Linked DNA regions of Homo sapiens: region 1 is linked to region 2. A link is a loop called in an ENCODE intact Hi-C map of the cell type or tissue named here. Cell type or tissue: ascending aorta. All regions are shown on one strand. Links, peaks and the distances in the headings refer to the core of each region. The heading gives the core; the rest is flanking DNA. Region 1 overlaps KLF9-DT (KLF9 divergent transcript). Region 2 overlaps TRPM3 (transient receptor potential cation channel subfamily M member 3).

Evidence for each region. Hi-C counts contacts between places; a loop is a spot of excess contacts. Peaks named below come from ENCODE experiments on the same cell type or tissue, not always from the same donor. Only the 100,000 strongest peaks of a DNase experiment are listed, where the experiment ranks them.
Region 1: it touches region 2 in a loop (3-fold over the local background); 27 of 110 quality-filtered maps call a loop at or near these places.

What each region holds. Positions count from the first base shown.
Region 1 is chr9:70,497,575-70,507,496 of GRCh38, reverse strand. All of the region lies in intron 3 of KLF9-DT (KLF9 divergent transcript), which reads right to left. Among named protein-coding and RNA genes, the nearest start is that of KLF9, 88 kb to the right of the region's middle. In ascending aorta, for the core only: no CTCF peak of the experiment used is centred there; no DNase peak of the experiment used is centred there; H3K27ac peaks cover 4,753 bases.
Region 2 is chr9:70,584,626-70,594,547 of GRCh38, reverse strand. It overlaps TRPM3 (transient receptor potential cation channel subfamily M member 3), which reads left to right. Exons shown (of 26, transcript NM_001366145.2): 22 at 3,343-3,517. Among named protein-coding and RNA genes, the nearest start is that of KLF9, 170 kb to the right of the region's middle. In ascending aorta, for the core only: no CTCF peak of the experiment used is centred there; DNase peaks (open chromatin) are centred at 4,607 and 7,047; H3K4me3 peaks cover 757 bases; H3K27ac peaks cover 6,472 bases.

The sequences.
Region 1 (9,922 bases), core at 730-8,729, 87 kb after region 2:
CCCCATAAAATAAATTTTACTTCAATGCCTTTTTTCTTTTTTCTTTTTTCTTTTTTCTTTTTTTTTTTGAGACAGAGTCTCACTCTGTCGCCCAGGCTGGAGTGCAGTGGCGCAATCTCAGCTCACTGCAACCTCTGCCTCCCAGGTTCGAGCAATTCTCATGCCTCAGCCTCCCGAGTAGCTGGGATTACAGACATGTGCCACCACACCCGGCTCATTTTGTGTATTTTTAGTAGAGATGGCGTTTCACTATGTTGGCCAGGCTGGTCTCGAACTCCTGACCTCAGGTGATCCGCCCACCTCAGCCTCCCAAAGTGCTGGGCTTATAGGCATGAGTCACTGTGCCCGGCACCACCCTTTTTTTTTTTTTTTTAATAGGGTTGCTCTTTCACCCAGGCTGGGGTATACTAGCGGGGTTTCGCCATGTTGCCCAGGCTGGTCTCAAACTCCTGGGCTCGAGGGATCCACCTGCCTTGGCCTCCCAAAGTACTGGGATTACAGGCATGAGCCACTGTGCCTGGCCAAGAAATTTTACTTTGAATGCATGATGTATTTTATCTTTAAAATGTAAATGAAAATTTCCTGGCTTTATCACCTAAAAAACTTAACACACAACAACCAACCCAGTGTATGAGTTCCTCTGGCACCCTAATTGTGCTTTCTAAATATCATTTTCCACTATTAAGAAAAAAAATCTACTTAAAGAGATGATTGCTTCCAGGTCTAAAAACCAAAAATGTACAAAATGAACCTAGAACATCTTGTCATACCTGAAAGCAAGGAAGCTATCAGAATCCTAGGATCATACCAAAGGACTTGGGAACCAACATATTGGTCTAAGATGGGCAAATGTGGCCATCAATTAAAGATAAAAACTTCAGTACATTAAAAACACAGGTATGTTTCTATCAATACGTTCATAGTGATTTTTTAAAAAGCACCGTCATTGGTTACTTTTGGAAATTCCTAAGGATCCAACTCATTATCTTGAAAGTAATAAACAGAAGAGAATCAAGCACTTATTTTGACTTTCCAAAGGGACTCTATGTCAAGGCAACCAAATAGTTTACATGGGAAAGTTTCTCTTTACAGATGTGTTCCAGCAAATAAAGCATGACAAAATTAGAATGCTATCATTTTGCAACCCTACTGAGTCAATGTCTCTAGGCAATAAATTTCAATGGCTGCTCACAACCCTAAGGGAAGAGACCTGGACAGACAACAAACAGCAACTCTGAAGTCTTGGGTCGGGGGTGGGGAACTCTAGGTAACAATTTGCACAAATTTGAATGTACCACAAGGGATAGAGAATAGAGAACACATTAAATGGTACCAGGGTGAAATGTGGAACAGTCAGGAGTATCACAGGTAACCAAGTTGCTCTTGGATCGATGCAACTGCCGTCAAATAACTAAAATCTTTAATGAGTCCTAACCACCATTGAAGAATGCACTCATTTTCAGTGAAGCTGAGGCATCTAACTGCTCAGATCGTTCCACCTTCTCTTGCCTTCTACAATCATATCCCTAAAATAAACCCCATTAACCGAAGTTCCTGATCATATCTATTTCTTCATTAAAAGTGTCCTACACATTAATAAGAAAGTACATACGTCGTGAGGCCGAGGCGGGCAGATGGCTTGAGCTCGGGAATGTGAGACTAGCCTGGGCAACATCGTGAGACCTCATCTCTACAAAAAAATAATAACAAAAAAGTAGCCAGGTGCAGTCACACATTCCTGTAGCCCCAGCTACTTGGGAGGCTAAGATGGGAGGATTGCTTCAGCCCAGGGGGGTCGAGATTGCAGTGAGCCAAGATCACACCACTGCACTCCAGCATGGGCGACAGAGTGACACCCTGTCTCAAAAAAAAAAAAAAGAAAAGAAAAAGGAAAGAAAAGAAAAGAAAAAGAAAAAGAAAGCACAAAATTTCCTCCCCAGCCTTTGTACACAAGCACTTTCCACCAGAGTTCCATTGACATGCCACTGAATTTGGATAATCATGTGAACCTGGATTTGATAGGAAACAAATGAGAAAATTAAGTCTAAAGGAGTTTTGACTGCTTGAAGAAGAAAAATGCTGTGAAATGTCTATTTCTATCATTTCCATATGTTGGACAACATTTAGACCACTCAAAAATATAAATTATAACTCACAGAGCTTTATTATTTATATTAAAATGGAAGCTTAGAGAACATCTCCAGAAACTGTTACCATTCAGAGGGCTGTGACTTTTCAGCAGGGAGATTTCCAATGTATTGTTAACATAGCATTAAAGGTATGAAACAATTTCTTAAAGGTCTAAAAATGGCAGAACAGCTCCCCTGTTTCTCATAGTGTCTCAATCTTTTCCATATTTAGTGAGCAAGAGTCAAAAATATCAAAACTCCTGGGAAATTCTCAGTAAAAGAATGTATTTTTGCTCAGCATAATTTAGTTCCGTTTGTGGTTTTATCGTGCAAGACTCAGGATCTCTTATACTTGAAAGAGGGAGAAAGAGGAAACATGTCTGTCAGCCAATGGTCCAAATATTCCTTTATCATTTGGCCATTTTCTTGCACATTCATACGAAATCAAAAAACGGGATGAAAAAGAATGGGAGCATGGCCTAAAATAACAAACAATCCTTAGTTAAAAAATGCTAAGCTATGATTTGATCATCTTATACATCAATGGTGACAGAGGAAAATCTTGTATTTTCTATGGCAAGACATCAAAGGAAGCAAATTTATGATAAATAATACCATGCAAAAAGCAGGGCATTGATTTTAATTGCTCTTAATGTATACTGCAAGCCAGAGAAAAGGCAAGACTTTGGAGAAAGTAATGATTTAAAAATAAAAAACAAAAAACGTAAAACCCTGAGATCATAGTGTCTGTGAGGATAGAGAGCTGGGTTCTGCTTAAGCCATTCTCTAAAGCTAAAAGGAGACATTTTTCCCTTTTCCGAAAGAGCTATCTATATCTACTACCCTGTAATCTTGACCCATGTTAAAATCTTGGACCTCTAGCTAGATTTGCCATTACTATGATTGCAGAACTCAAAATATCAGCTAAGAAATTAATTTAGTGCTGGATAACTGAAGTAACTAGAAGATTTTTTTTTTTTTTGAGATGGAGTCTCATTATGTTGCCCAGGCTGGAGTCCAGTGGCGCCATCTGGGCTCAATGCAACCTCTGCCTCCCGGGTTCAAGCGAGTCTCCTGCCTCAGCCTCCTGAGTAACTGGGACAACAGGTATGCACCACCACGCCCTGCTAACTTTTTGTATTTTTAGTAGAGACGGGGTTTCACCATGTTGGACAGGATGGTCTCGATCTCTTGACTTCGTGATCCACCCACCTTGGCCTCCCAAAGTGCTGGGATTACAGGCGTGAGCCACCGCACCTGGCAGGAGAATTTTTAAAGGTATAATATTTGCTGTAAATGTTTTGCGAATTCTGTTTTTAGTATCTATTAGTAATGACTCGTTTAAGATAGTGTCATCCAAACTGGAATGAATTTTTCTCTTTTTTAGAGATGGGTTCTCGTTATGTTGCCCATGCTGGAGTGCAGTGACTATTTACAGGTACAGTGATAGCACACTACAACCTTGAACTCCTGGGCTCAGGTGATCCTACTTCAGCCTCCTGAGGAGCTGGGACTACAGGTGTGCACTACCACACCCGGCTGGAATGAACAAATGAGAACAATGAAGATTATCCCCAAATGACCTATCCACTACTTTTTAAATTGCCACACAGATGCTACAGACAAGATTCATTGTGTTCAATGATCTCAGGTTTCTACTAGTATACAGTCATATAATTTGAGAATTGTTGAGTTTAATGGAATCCTTTTAAAAAATCTAGTTCTAGTATGGGTTTTGTTATGTAATTGAGGATGTATGTCTGGAGCACTGTGTTTTGGACTCTGGCTACGGTTGGGCTCAATGGGAAAAGATAATGTAGATCAATTAGAGATGCTACTGGCACTTCTTGGACCCGGGAGTTGGGGGGGACAGGACGCTTCAGTACATGTACCACAGATTTACCACCCCACTCAGGTCCAACATCCCATCTGGAAGTGAAAGATTCAGATCTATTTCTAAACTCTTCCACTAGCTAGTCTGGGCCAATAACATTAGAAAGCAAAAATAAGTCACCCAAAATATTTGAGCCTGCATTTACTTACCAGCAGTCAAATGAAAACAGTAATCAGTAATACCTGCTCCAGCACTCAGACAGGGCAGTTGACAAGAACAAATAAAACAATGTTTAGGTGAGGGCTTTGAAAACCCAGAACACTCCTTGAATATCAGTTTAATTAATTTTTTAAAATAATAAATTATCCTCTATAGATGTCTATTTATCATTCACCTAGCTTCAGCTTATACATATGTGAATGTTCCAGTATCATTAGGAAATAAAACCAGATAGAACCATTTTTAAGCACTGTGCCAGTGGTGTTTTGTTTCTAAGGGGTGAATATTTTGGAAAGTTTTCATTTATCAGTTATAGGTATTTATACATCCCTTTTATCTGCCAAGAGTTTGAGACAACATACAAATCCTGTAAAAGTACATACAATAAACAACAAAACCAAGGGAAAGGGCCACAAAACTGTCAGACAAGATGAAAAATTTAGATCTGAGCTTCCTGGCAACCAAGGAAAAATATTAAGCAACACAGTTACATAATTCTCATTTTTAGAAAAGACAAAAAAAGATTTAGTTAAAAAATTAGAATTATGGCCAGGCGTGGTAGCTCACACCTATAATCCTAGCACTTTGGGAGGCTGAGGCAGGCAGATTGCCTTAGCTCAGGAGTTCAAGACCAGTCTCGGCAACATGGCAAAACCCCATCTCTATTAAAAATACAAAAAATTAGCCCAACATGGTGGCACATGCTGGTAATCTCAGCTACTCAGGAGGCTGAGGCATAAGAATCGCTTGAACCCAGGAGGGGGAGGTTGCAGTGAGCCAAGATCGCACCTCTACACTCCAGCCTGGGCAACAGAGTGAAACTCTGTTTAAAAAAAAAAAAAAAAATTAGAATTAATTTTATCTTCCACCATGCTGAAGATAGTCTATATTTTTTCATCAAGCCTTCTATTAGCCCATGTAATACAGACCCAGCTAACAATGTCTCTCCAGAGACCTTTAAATATAAAAGAGTCCGTGTCACCAAGAAAGAGGATATACTTTGATTCTGGCCCAGCATCAATTTCAAATTCTGAGAGCACACCCAAGGGGCAGCACAGAACCCTATGAAGAACATAGAACTGAGAATCTAAAACCAGTTCATGTCCCAGTCTCCCCATCTGTTGGCTGCGTTGCCATGGGCAAATATTTTAATTCTCTGAGTCCCAGTTTTCTCATCTATAAGAAGAAATAATTATATCTACCTTGGAGGATTGTAATAAGGAAAAAACAAGTCTATTTGGCAGACACTTCATCTGTAAAGCACTAATGACATTTTCATTACTATTAACTCTAATGTTTTATAGTCCATGAATGTATCTAATGTAGCAATGCCCAGAGCATATTCAATGCATGCTAATCCCATATGTTCCCTCTCAGAGATTTAAAGTGTACACTGGCTGTTTTACTTCATCCAGGCTAATATAACAAAATACCACAGACTACCGGGCTTCTAAACAACAGAAATTATTTCTCACAGTTCTGGAGAATGGGAAGTCCGAGATCAAGTTACCAGCAGATTAGGTGTCTGGTGAGGGCCAGCTTTCTGGTTCATAAACCGCTGTCTTTTGGCTGTGCCCCCACATGGTAAAAGGAGCAAATGAGCTCTCTGGGGCCTCTATGATAAGAGCACTAATCCCAATTCTGAGGGTTATGCCCCCATGACCTAATCACCTATGAAAGCCCCATCTTTTAATACCATGACCTTGGGGGTTAGGACTTCAACATAGGAATTTGGAGAAGACACATTCAGTCCATGGCATTTGGCATGTTGCAGACCTGAGCGGTCCTAAAAATAAAATGCTCTGTTTAGCTTGTTTTAACGCAGTATTTCCAGAGTACAGGCCCCACTTTCTATTTGCATGATTCTATTGTGTAATCCATCCTTTGGGAACATTATATTAACACAAGGGCTCTCAATTAGGGGTGATTTTGCCCCCCAGGAGACACATGGCAGTATCTGAATATATATTCAGTTATCACAGCTGTGGTCAGGGCAGGGGCTGAGATGCTACCATAATCTAATGTGTAGAAGCCAGGAATGTTGCTAAACATCTTACAATGCACAGGACAGCCTTCCACAATAAAGAAGTATCGATCCCATACAGCCAATAATCTCAAGCTCAGGAAGCCCCAATCTAATCCATTTTTAAAAAATATTTATATTTCTAACCTGTATACTGCTAAAGGGTTAACAGTCCTAGAGGTATATTATCTTCTGTGAACTGGAATATCTTTTCTTCCCTCCAACCTCATTTGCAGTAGGCCTAGTTTATGTATTTATAGTGCTCCAGGGCTTCAAGAGCAATCCATGGGGCCCAGCCCTCACCCTTGACAACTCTGATTAAATCCCTTACAGCTTTGTTCATTCTCAGCCACGGTCATAATCTCACAGCTGTGCTGTGTATCAGCACTGCCCCCCAATTTTCCTGCTTCTCTCAGTTCTAGCCATCTTTGAACCTTCTCCAGAGACAGCAGGTCCTTCTTGAAGGGCAGTGACCAGATCTACACCCAGAATTCCAGATACAGGGGACCCTTGCAGTGAGCTGGATGCTTCCTAAGAAAAGGTGTATACCAACAATATACTTGCCAGGCCACGACAAAGACCTAGAAAGTGTCACTTCAGGCCAGGTGCAGTGGCTCACACCTGTAATCCCAGAACTTTAGGAGGCCGAGGTATGTGAATTGCTTGAGCCCAGGAGTTTGAGACCAGCCTTGGCAACATGGCAAAACCTTGTCTTTACAAAATCAAACATTAGCTGGGCATGGTGGCATGGCTGAGGTGGGAGGATAGCTTGAGTCCAGGAGTTCGAGGCTATAGTGAGCTGTGATCATACCACCGCACTGCAGCCTGAGAGACAAAGTGAGACCCTGTCTCAAGAGAACAAAAGTGTCACCTCATAATCATAGTTTGCATGATGTCTTTCTATGTGTCATGTGTACAAATATCAGCTGAAGTGTGCCCTTTTCAGCTCCCATTCTGCTCAATGGAAGAAATTTAATCTCAGTAAATTCAGGATGCCTGTAGATTTCCATTTCCTCAGGGCTCCCAAGATGTCAGGGGCAGGGTCTACCAGGTCCTTCATGTCACCTCCATACTGGTCCTCTGCTATGTTATTCCAGTTCCTCTTCATGGCCACAGTCTCCTGTGTCCCATCCACGCCACTATCATGTCCCTTGTGCCTCAGTTTCCCCAGCCTACCTGGGGCTCCATTGTTCCTCACGCAGACTTGGCCCAGGGACGTTCAGGGCACAGGAACCAATATTTTTTCTCCCCCTCCAACTCCACTCTAGGGTACTTTTCAGTGTTTGCCTGTTTTTGTTCTTCATTCTACTCATCACATATTCTCTATGCCCTGAATCCCCTTAGGAGGCATGCTTTTGAAACTCCAAAACTTAAGCTTTTGAACCTCAAAAGCTTTTCTTTTTTTTCTCAAATTCCCATCTCCACCAGCAGTTTCAAAGTCTGTTTAGACTCTTAGCTTTCTCTCTGCATTTTTGCTAAGTCATTCATTCATCTAGAGAATAAAAGCAGAATGTCTTTAGTCTGGATTCAGGGACAGGTTAGGGGCAGAAGCAGAGAAACTTTGGTTAAATCTCAAAATATGATTATCTCAAAATTTGTGAGCTCTCCTGCCACTTCTGGGTCGACTTCAAGGGTCTGTCCATGTCTTCTTATATCCAATCTTAAATCCATCAAACAACAAGGTCTGATGCTTCACACCCTGAAAGAGTAGAGTACAGGGATAACAAATAGATTTTATCTCACTGGACAAATTCGATTGATTGGAATGACTGCCTGGAGTAGTGTTGAAAAGGCTGAGGCCTCAGCTGGGCTCAGTGGGCAAAAACGGATTCAGCACATCTGCCATGGATATGGGAGGAGGGATGTGATAGCATGCAGGCCAAGAATCACTGGTTTACTGTTATTTGCAAACTTACTGTTATCATCTAGAGCCTCCCTTTACCACAACATATAAGTAAACATTGTTAAAAGGCTTGATGGAAAGCCTGCAAAAAGAGGGAACCCCGAGTATAAAGGATGCCAAAAAAACAGGATTGTCTCAGCACCAGCAACCCAAGTGGTACCCTCTGGAACTGGGAATGGGATATGCGTAGATTCTCAGGGCCCCAGCATGTGGTCCTTCACTTCTCCCCAGCTCCCCAGCCTGCCCTCAGGGAAGAATGGAAGAGTATATGGGGTTTGTACCTTCTGGAGTAAGCAGAGAAACTTGATTGCACAAACTAGTTATTTCATGAGCAATGGGAGCCAGTGATGATTTTTAAGTGAAGGAACAAGATAAGAGGGGATCTTTAACAGAACTAACCCAGCAGCTGCACATAGAATGAAGTAGACGGGAGAGTATAAAGGCAAGAACACTTCTTGGAAATTTGCTACAGTAGGCCAGGTGAGGAGTGCTCATGAATGGGAATGAGTGCAGAGACGGGGCCAGCAGGCCACCCTCACCTTAATGCAAGTCAAACCACAGGCCTTAGAGAAGCCCAAGGGTCAGGACTTTCTGCAGCATCTGCCTTTGCTTTTAAGGGAGCTACAGATTTGTAAAAGTCAAAATGCCTCAAAACAGAATGCTGCTAGCCTGGCCTGATTTAGAGAGGCCTAGTTGGGGACCCTAAAAGGAGACATGCCCACTTCCAGGTGGCTGCATGCCCAAAGGGAACTTCTGCTACAAAATGTGACTCTAGGCCACCCTGACAAAGGTCAGGCACTTGGGATGTGGCAGCCGCTCTTTAGCTCTTTCCTTTTGGTTATTTCTCTAAGACTCAGAATAATTCCTTCAAGGTGTAAATCAGCCCTTCCCACTGAAACAAACTAAATCAAAAACACAGAAAGAAAAGCATGCACAGCACAGAGATGAGATTACCAAGGAAGATCACCTCGGCCTAGAGCTGCTTTTTGATCAATCAACGCAGGCAACTTGGGGCATTGGGCAGCATGGGGGCTGTATATCCTGCCTGGAGTAGAAAGCAAGCATAGAAATAGTAGAAGCCACTCTACAGGGTTTTCTCCTTTGAGAAAAGCGAGATTTAGGATCCCCAAATCCATCCCCCTCCAGTTTCCTCCTCCCCACATTGACCTGCCTTTTTCTCTTTATTTCTGTCTCATCTTCCCTCCCCAGTTTGCCTTTCTTGCTCCCTCTCTGCTCTGCCTTTTTCTTACCCCTCCATCCAAACTTGGCAATAACAGAATGTACCTCTGGGTCAACCTCAAAGAACCTCTAGCAGACAATTTATGATCATCTCTTCCCAATCCCCATCCTAGTATGAGCTGGGCAGCTGTCCCTGGAAGATGGCTGAGTTATCCACAGTCACTTCTTCACATATTCCTAATACCTCATCACCAATCAGGAAAATATTTGGATTCTGTATGCCAAGCCTGCTTCTGCCTGGCTCTGCTAGCTTCCGTTACTGATGACACATGGGGTGAGGGGTGGGCCGGTGAACCTTCATGCTGGCTGCAATCAGTGGGACATTCAGCTACTCACCCCACCCCAGCACAAAATGAGACATAAACATTGGATGCCACCAACAGGTGCAGACCAGGCTGCGGAGTTCCAAGGGCAGAGGAGGCTGGGAACCCAGGGAGGCTGGGAGGAGAGGTAGGAAGACAGAAGGAGCACCCCAGGTCAGTGTGGATGAGTAAAGAACCCCAACCGAAATTGTTCAAGGCCTTGTTGGGGCCAGTGAGTGTGCTGGCCAGCCTGAAAGGAAAGCTAGAGAGAGA
Region 2 (9,922 bases), core at 1,141-9,140:
ATGGAATTCTCTAAGCCTAGTACTAAGCTCACTTACATAATTCAGAATAAAAACAATAATGATAGCTATCATTTGCTGTGTGCCAGATACCATGTCAGACATGTCATCATCATACCCCCTCGGAAATAGGTTTTCATATCTGTGTTTAATAATTTAAACAATTGAATAAGAGACTAATCAAGGGACAATAACAGGATTCAAATTTCTGTCTAACTGACCCCACAACCTGACCTCCTTCCAACTCTAATAATAATAATACATTAACATTTATGGAGAACTTACCACATTGTTTCACATGCCATCTCATTGAATCTTTATAAAATAAATGTATTATTATTCCTATTTTACAAATAAAATAAAACAAGATTAAGCAGCTTGCCCGAGGCCACCTAGCTACATTTCTTTTTCTTTCTTTCTTTCTTTTTAACATTTAGGAAGCCTTTATTTTGTTTTTGTAATTATTTTTACTCGTTTTGTGTGAGTTTTTTTCCATGTAGCTATTTTTACTAGCAAAGTCAAGATGAAAACCCAGGTATTCTGACACCTAAGTACATGTGTTTAACCACTGCAGTGTATATATAATATATATTATATACACATTATATATTATATATACATTATACATTATAATGTATATTATACAATGCATATTATATATATGTGTATTATATATTACATTATATATAATAAATTATATAATATATATTATATACTCTCCTCTGTAGAACACAACAGAAAGATATTTACAAGATTAGGACAGGATCAGCTCTCTTAATATTGAACCGACTGGATAATTTAGCTTTAAAAAAGGAGGCCAGCCCCAGTTCTCACTAATAATGCTCTATTTCTGCACTGCATTCTATCAGATTTTGGTATTTGTATGAAAGCTAAGACTTCTTTGAAATATATGAAGCTAAGTGTTTGGGAAAAATGTTTCTTCTCTTTGATTGTTTTGACCCTTTGGATAGATAGCACAATCAATCTGAACAAAAACAATCCTGAGAAATTAAATTAGAACAGTTTCTGTATTTACTGGCTGAGTTTCCTTGGGTCAAACTAGCTTCTAAATCTCATGAGCACAAACCTTCCTCTCCCAACCCATCTTTTAATCAGTGTAAATAAACACAACATGAAGGACCCATGTGTGCTTTTTCATTGATAGAACTTTTTGTAAATAAATGATGAAAGAATTTTATAAAATAAGAGAGAGGATGAAAAACAGACCCATGTTTTCTATAAAACTTTCAACACAGCTGGCTTGCTCACTTTAAAAGAGTTCTGAGACCACTAAACTATAGAAGAAATAACTAATTAGCATACAACTTTAAAGACTATTTAAAAATATGAATGGATGTCAGATTTTAAGATATTCCTGTTTGGTTTTTAAGTCATGCAACACTTGTGAGATGCATTTTGAAGTTGCCTTGAAAATTGATTAGACCCCAGTGTCCTAAGGCATACAAGGAAGGCTATAATGTTTGAATTCCAATAACAGACACTCTTTTAAAACAAAATCGTGGCCGGGCACAGTGGCTCATACCTGTAATCCCAGCACTTTGGGAGGCCGAGGCGGGTGGCTCACAAGTTCAGGAGTTCAAGACCAGTCTGGCCAAGATGGTGAAACCCCATCTCTATTAAAAATACAAAAAAATTAGCGGGGCATGGTGGTGCACACCTGAAATCCCAGCTACTCAGGAGGCTGAGGCAGACAATTGCTTAAACCCGGGAGGCTGAGGTTGCAGTGAGCCGAGATCGCTCCACTGCACTCTAGCCTGGGTGACAGAATGAGACTCCATCTGAAAAATAATAATAAAATAAAAATTAAAAAATTGTAAAACTAATTTGAAGCCTCCATTATCATTGATAAAATTAGCATTAGGCTTTTTTTTGTGGATGGGCATCCCTTCAGGAAGTATGGTATCTAAGAGAAAGTCTTTTGTATTCTATGTTTTGATGCAAGCGATAGAAACCAATCTCCAACTAGCTTAAGCCTAGAAGGGATATATTGACTTATGAAGGGCATAATGAAACTGGCCTTAGGGGCTACTGCAAACAGGGACCCAATCACTGTCAAGCTTTGCTCACTTTCTCTTGCAAATCGGCTTCATTTACTCTGATCAGTTTCACTGGCGGAGAACTCAGCGTCAGATACAAATACTATGAACTCACCCCATTACAGAGACACAAGGAACTTCTTTCTCCCAGCTTTAGTTAAAAACAAAACAAAGCAAAGCCAATACAAGGATTCTGGTTGGCCTGTCTTGGTCAAATCCCTGCTTCTATCACTCTTGCCGGGGCCAGTATCATATTTAACGTAGCCTGGAAAACACACCTACCTTGTGGCCATACTGGGTAGAAACTGTTTATAAAAGGAGGAGGTAATGGGTTCTGGCCAGAAAAAAAATCAATAGTTATTGCATCCTCATCTATTTAATATTTTGAGTGATAAAAGGAAAATAATTTGGCATATAAGAAACAGATCCCAAATAACATACATCATGGAAAGAAGGAAGAATGAGGAACAAGAGATAACATTATATTAGAGAGCAGCCTGGAGGATTTTATAAACCTGTCAAGATGAAAATCCATCATTTCTACAGCAGGTACAGGTCTGAGTCATTAGGGTGCATGATTCTAATGCCCAAGAAAACACCCTCCATAGCCAATGGGATACCCTGCAGGAGAAGTATACAAACAGCCATTTTCTCTGAGAGACTGGTTGGTGGTAGAATACTATGCAGTGGGGTGGGGCCACAAGAATAAGAATATAATGGATATTTGGTTTATCCTAGCTTCGTTTATAGGCAGTTTTTGTTGTTGTTGTTTTGTTTTGTTTTTGAGCTTTCCAATTTTTCATTAGCCTTTCAGAACTTAGAAAGGAGGTTTACAGCATTGCAGTCGCTCTTGGAATAGTTCAACTCTCCCAATTCCAGTTTCTCTAAGAAGAAAGAGACCCAAAGAGGACACTTGCCTCCCCCAGGAGCAGAGAAAAAGTTAGCACCTGATTCACACAGAGGCCTAAGCTTCCATTTATATGACTCCTATGCCTAGCCTATGTGGGACCTATGCTCGGTCCCACAGACAGCAATGAAAAACGAAGAGGCTTCATCTGTGTGTGCACTTTTTGAAATGTTTTTTGAGTCACTGATAGAATTCTGTGGACACTGGCTTCAACAGACCAAGCATCTTCTTATCTGGACACAACTCCCTGTCTAAACATCCCTTCCCAGCAGTCTAGAAAGTGGACCTCCTCCAAAGGTTCCCATCATTGTCAGCAATTATAAGAACACTCAATCATATGGGTTTTCTCTTGTTTCTCCCTCTGCTTCCCCACCCTTCCAGATGATAGACATGATGTACTTTGTCATCATTATGCTGGTGGTTCTGATGAGCTTTGGGGTCGCCAGGCAAGCCATCCTTTTTCCCAATGAGGAGCCATCATGGAAACTGGCCAAGAACATCTTCTACATGCCCTATTGGATGATTTATGGGGAAGTGTTTGCGGACCAGATAGACCGTAAGCAAGTTTATGATTCTCATACACCAAAGTCAGGTATTTAAATTCAATTCGGTTATGTCTTTTCCAAGTTCATTTGTTTGTTCTCAATAAATGGCTCAAGATAGAGGACTGATTCCTAGCTTGCTATCTTGGAGGAAACAAAAATTACAGAAGGTGAATACACAATTTTAGCAAAGTAGTTCTTGGGTATTTCTTTAGGTATGTCATGTTCTGTGACACGAATCGACATCTGGTATACCAAATTTGATCAAACAATGAACCACTTAGAAAGATCTAAATTACTTTATGATTCAAACTCCCAGGGCCATGTGTTGAATATTTCAGTATCAGGAATATTTTATGTCACTACCTCCCTACCTCTACCCCAGCCTTTAGAAAATAAATTTCTTGAGTTGGACTTCAGAACAAATAAACAATGCTCGATTTCACCATCAGAATTCAAGAGTAAGGGCAAACATCTGCATGGTATTTTTCTTGCACTGGAAACTATTCTCCAACTCCCTTTCCCACTGTCTTAAATTATGTGCTATTGAGACTCATAGGAAGCTGGTATTCATTGCCTGGAAGTATGGAAAATGCCTTAGGTCATAAACTGAGTTGCTTGCTATAAATGCCAAAAAGAAAATAGTATCTATATTATGAAACGATTCAGTGTGGGGAGTGAATGCCAGCAAGCCCCCAAGGTTTCATGCCCTAATAGATGCCGATTCTCTGTAATAAACACTCCTTTTGTATGGAGTTTGAAGATAGTTGTATCCTAGGAGTCTGTTCCAGGATTTTACTGGGACCAAATGTCAGGACACACCAGGCATTGGGAAATTTTTTGGGAAGAAAGCATCATTAAAGAAACATCTTTCAGTGTGGAGGAGTTGAATCCCAGGAGCAATGATTTCTCATTTCCCCTGAGGAGTTTAGTTCTGGAAATAACATCCCTCCAACATTGTTGAATTAACATTTTTCAGACATTTTTTTGCTGACAGGCCAGCCGTCTGAGCCCTGGACTGTGGACATGGATTAGGGTTGCATAACCAGGTAGTATAGCTTATTAAGAGCAGGAGCAGAGACTAGTTAGCATCCCCACTCCCACTGCCCATCCCCGGTAGGACTGAGACCAGGAAAATAGGGACAAGGCAGCAAAGAGTGTGAGTCCTCCAGGCCTGTGAAGAGGATGTGTACGTTGGCAACAGAACACACCGGTACGTCATTTATTCTTCCACGATGGATTTTGAACAAACACACTTTCCTTCTCAAAATGCGTTATCTAAGGCAATCAAGACTTTTTGGAACACCTAATTGGAACAAATACTTGTTTCATGAGACTTAGCCAACTCACTGAGGAAGAATTTTAACTCCATCTCCTGGTTGTAATATCTTTGGCTGACAATGTGCAGCCTTCACCAAGACAGCTTGCCAGGGACTGGGGAAAATCCTTTTGAGAGCCTGCTTTCAAACAGTCCCTAAAGGCAAAACAACACTTTTTAAAAACCCACCTATGACCATTTTCCTCAGAGATTAAATGTGCTATTTCCCCCCAAGAAATTGTTTTTCCACTTAGTTACATTATTTTGCCTTTTTTAGTTTTCCTTTCTGCTCCAAAATGAGATTAAGCCCCCAGGGAAGTTTTGACAATGCCACATTTTGGGATGGGAGAAGGAGGGAGGTGTAGGTGTGTTTTATAAATGGGATTCTGTCTGTCCCTCTACAAGTGGCCATTTATTGATGTTGTACTATGAACCCAGCCTAGTGCAACAAACACCACCATCTGGCTGAATAAGAGGATTTATTATTGTTATTTTAAAAGAAGGGCTGATTGTAGTTTAGAACTTGAAAACCCCCTGGAGACAGAGAAGATGTGTTCTGTGTGAGTGAAACATGAAAATAGATTTCCCACACTGTTAATTAGATCTGTGGAGCTCTACGTGTGTGAGAATAAATTTCGACTCCAAACCTCAATGTATAACTGACCCAGCCTTGGATAGATGCAGCCTTCGTGATGCCCTTCCCCAACCACTTACCTTCCTTTTCGATGTTCTGAAAGAGCTACAATGGTAGCCACTGTTCTAAGCTAAATCAGCCAGTTTTCTGTCTAGTGCTAGTGAGTATTTGTCCTTTCTCAAATGGATATAGAAGGCTGCCCCCAAAATCTGTCATGACATTTGGCCAAGGTCATTGAACATTCCTGTCCTCCAAATGATTTAATATTCATGTTATGGCCCTGGATGGGCCCAGTGGGGATTGGGTGACTGCCCTAGCTGGTCATTCAGAACTGCTCTGGAGTCCCAAGTACCAAGCTATTTGAGAAAGGTACAAATCTTTTATGCTGCCCTACGACGTCTTGCCTCTTTTCTGTGTCGTGCCCAGGTTGGTTTGTGAAGCATGTTTTCAGGCTGATCGGATCTCATATCCGCCTGGACCCACAGCCCTTCCCAGGGTCTCCAGTCCCATCCTGTGGGTGTACCCCGTGCGGGCCTTCTGAAATGCTGCTCATTCAAACACACCTTCGCAGAGTGACTCATTTCTAACGGAATGCGTGTGCTCCATAGCTAACTCTTTTTTTTTTTTTACTTCAGAATTGCTAAGCCCATTTCATGTTTGGGAAAATACTCTTTCTTAATTGGGTTGGACGTATATGGATGTACAATAGGGCCCTTGGGGTGGGTTTTTAACATCAATCATACACCTCAGAAGAGAGGGCGGCTTTGATGCCCTCACTTCTGGGAGGCAATGTTACCTTGCTACAGATCTTTGATATGCCTTCCACCTTTTCTTCTGTTATTTGTTCTAAACACAGAGATCAAAGATCGATAAGATCAATAAAGCCTAAGATACTGGAATGAAACTTCTAAGGTTACTTTCCAAATGTGCTTAAAACTAAACCCAAAGGAAAGAAAATGGAGTCGCTGTAAAGTCACAACATAATTTAGGTGCTTTTCACCTCTAAGCCATGTTGAACTAAACACAAATGATAGTTCAGCCTTAATCTAAGTTCTCTGTGGAGACTGAAATGTTTGTTTTGTTTGGAAGCAGAGGAGAGTGAGAGAATGTGATTGGAAGCAGAAGATAAGGAACCTGGGGAAGGGACAGTGACTGTCCGCTCTACCCGGAAACTTTGCCTACCACCTTGATTTAATTCGTGGGAATGCAACTTGCTGTTGTTGTGTGGTTGGTTCCTTTTTGGTTTGTCTGGTTTCTTTCAAATAGCCCAAAATTGTCTTCACGTGTTTGCTATATAGAATCCTAGCTCTCCAAGAACCAATCTAAGGGCTACCATGAAACAACTTAGGCCCTGGGTTGTTAAATGCATGGCTACCAAATGATGACACCCTTTTGGGTAGTCTCATCAGTGTGACCCATGTGGCATGGCCTCTGAGAGCTGGTCAGGATCCCACTGGAGCTTGAGGAGAAAAGCCACTTAGAAAAGAGGAGCAGCAGAATTCATTTCCACCCCAGCAGCATTTCATGCCAAGGCCGGAGCAAAGCTAAAATTAGATGGACTCTTGCCAGCTTAGAAATCTGGTTCTGCATTCTGGTGTGTGAGGTGCCTAGAAGTGCACCTTTGTTGGCAGGGAAAACGGGGTGTCTCTGGCTTTCTCCAGCCCCTGAATGAATGCGACTTTCATTTATTTACAGGGCATCCATGTGCTGCTGGCTGTATATTCAGATTCCCCAGGCTGTACCAGGGCAGGAGGAAAATGAATCATGCTCTTGAATGCATTAAGTAAGGGTCTAAATTTAGTCCTCCTTTCTGCTTCTCTGAGTATTTTTACAAGTTTAGATAGTAATGTGAAAGCAGAATGTCCAAAACTTACTTTCTACCATGACAACTTAATATTATCTAGCCCTTTCCATTCACTCCAAATTAGCTATCCAATCTACTTAATGCCTGGGTTACTTTTTTTTCTTACTGCCTAGGGCTTTTCCATCTAAAATTAATAGGTAGTCTGGGGTAGGAAGGTTTTTGTTTTGTTTTTGCTTTATTTATGTATGTATATATTTAGTACAAAGGTTTGCTATAAAAAAAAAAAATCCTTGCTCCTTTGTGTCCATGTTGTCTCTGTGATGTTGACTGAATTTAAAGTGTTGTTTTTGTCATGTGTGTGCATGTAAAGCCAAAACACATTCCTGAATTATTTTTCTGCCTCAAATTAATTGTTCCTCACTTCCCATGTGGAAATCAGAACATCTCAAGGAGCCAGTCTCTAAAATACGCCTGCTTATGGTGAAGTTTAGAGCAGCATGAACGAAGATGACTATTGTTATGCATTGCAATCATGAAACTCCAGTTCTCAAGACTCAGGGCTGTGCATCTGTTTAGTATTCTGAACTGACCTTCTCTAATGGATTCAGAGCACACTAATGCCTAACAGCTATAGCGTGGGGAGTGTTGCTTGACCAAAAAAGTATTTTGGAAAAGGAAAACTTGAGCCAGTGCCAACTTTTGGGAAAGGGTTTTGTTTTGTTGGGTTTTGTTTTCACAAATTGCTAAGGAAGCAAGCCAATATGAGGCACCATCCTCATTTTCTGTCCCTGAAAGCCAGCTCACGTTATAGAGAATACCCACCTGACTTGTTTACTAATACAAACTGAGGCTTAATGGATTTACAAATAACAGAGCTATCTGCAGACAGGACTTTGTGATGATTCCGGACGCTGTTTTGATCAACACTTGTTCTATTGTCATAACATTTAATTAGCATTTTCTCACAGGTTGGACTCCACTTTGAATTCTTTCTTCAGTCAATGAATATTTATTTTGTTTGTACTGTGAGCTGGGAACCAGAGCACAGAGATACATGTGACGGAGGCTTTGTCTTCAAGGAGCTTACAGTCCAGGAAAGGCAAGCTGCCATTGACGATACATGTGTAGAGATGGAGCCAAAGAAGGTAGCCAGTTCTACCTGGGGTGGGAGATGAGACCTTGCAGAGAAAGGGAGGGTTGAGCTGAGCCGCTCGATATGAGCTGATGTTTCAGGAAGATGAGAGCAGGAGGTGTAAGGAGAGAAGAATGGCCTTCCAAACTGCGAATTAGTATGAAAAGTTCCAGGAGCAGTGGATATTTAGTATGGCTGATGGTAGAGTAAGAGGCAAGAGATAGGAAGTAGGACGGAAGGGTCTGAGGAGACAGACGGGGTACAGATCCTGGAGGACTTACACTCCATGCTCAGAATAGTACCATGATCAAGATGTATGTTTTAATCAGAGCTCCCAAGCAAAAATGTGGAAAGTCCATAAGAGGGGTAGAGGTGGGAAGTGAGAGGTGAGAGGAAATTTCTAATGCAGCAGCAGCTGGAATGGAGGAAACAGGCAGGATGAGATTTTAGGAAGGTACAATCAAAAGAACCTGGAAAGAAATCAGATGGTGCAGAGGGTGATAGTGGGAAAAGTGGATGGGGATTTAAAACAGAGGAGCTGGAGATTACGCCAAGGTTTCTGGCTTAGTCTAAAGGGTGATGTCATTCACTGAGATAGAGAATCTGGGACAAGGAACTATGGGGGTATGGGGACTTTTTCTGTCAGGATTGAATTGAGTTTGAGGTTTCTATGGGAATTCCAGGAAAACCATGAAGAAGGCTATTTTGCACATAGAACTCTGGAGCTTAGTAGAAGCTGGACAGGAGATAGAGATTTAGGGATCAACCACCGTGATGGTTAATGCCATGATGGGTGAGCTTACCAGCGGGCACAAGTAGAAAGAGAAGAGAAGGCCAGAGAGGAATACTGAGTGGTCAACGGTGTCAAATGCAAGAGAAAAGTCCAACTGGGTGAATATTTATAGACGTCCATTCAGTTAGTCCTTCAGGAAGTCACTGGTGACTTTTGCCAGGACATTTTTATTTCAGTGCAAGCGCAAAAACCAATTGCAGTGATGTAAGAGTAAATCAGCAACAGGACAAAGCATTTACTAGGCAAGAGGGAGAGAAATGCTGTATATGTATCAGCGGGGCAGGAGGGGCAGAGAAAGCACAATGCAGTAGAGCTCTGAGAAGAGTGATGTCTTATAATCACCACTAGGAAAGTGGCAGATGTCACTGACTTGGTACATATCACAGGATTGCTCTGGGCCACCTATTTGCATAGATAAGTTGTGTGTTTCCCCAGTCATGACTCTGCACCCCAGATATAGTACAGGAAAGACAAATGGCTGGATTAATCCAAGATTGAGGCTTTGCTGTGCCCACATGGCAGAGAGGGAACAGGGACTAGGGTTATTAAAGATGTTTGCAAGGGTTTTTGAAGTTATACATTGTGAGGTGTAAGATGAAGGGAAAAGAAAGGTATAAAGTTGGTGAAAACCCCAGAGGAAAAAGGAATAATCAAAGGACTAGGTTTCTAGCCTGAGAAGCAATTACATTGACTAAAGGTCCTGAAGGCCGTGATTATACGATGTTGTGGTCAGGCAAT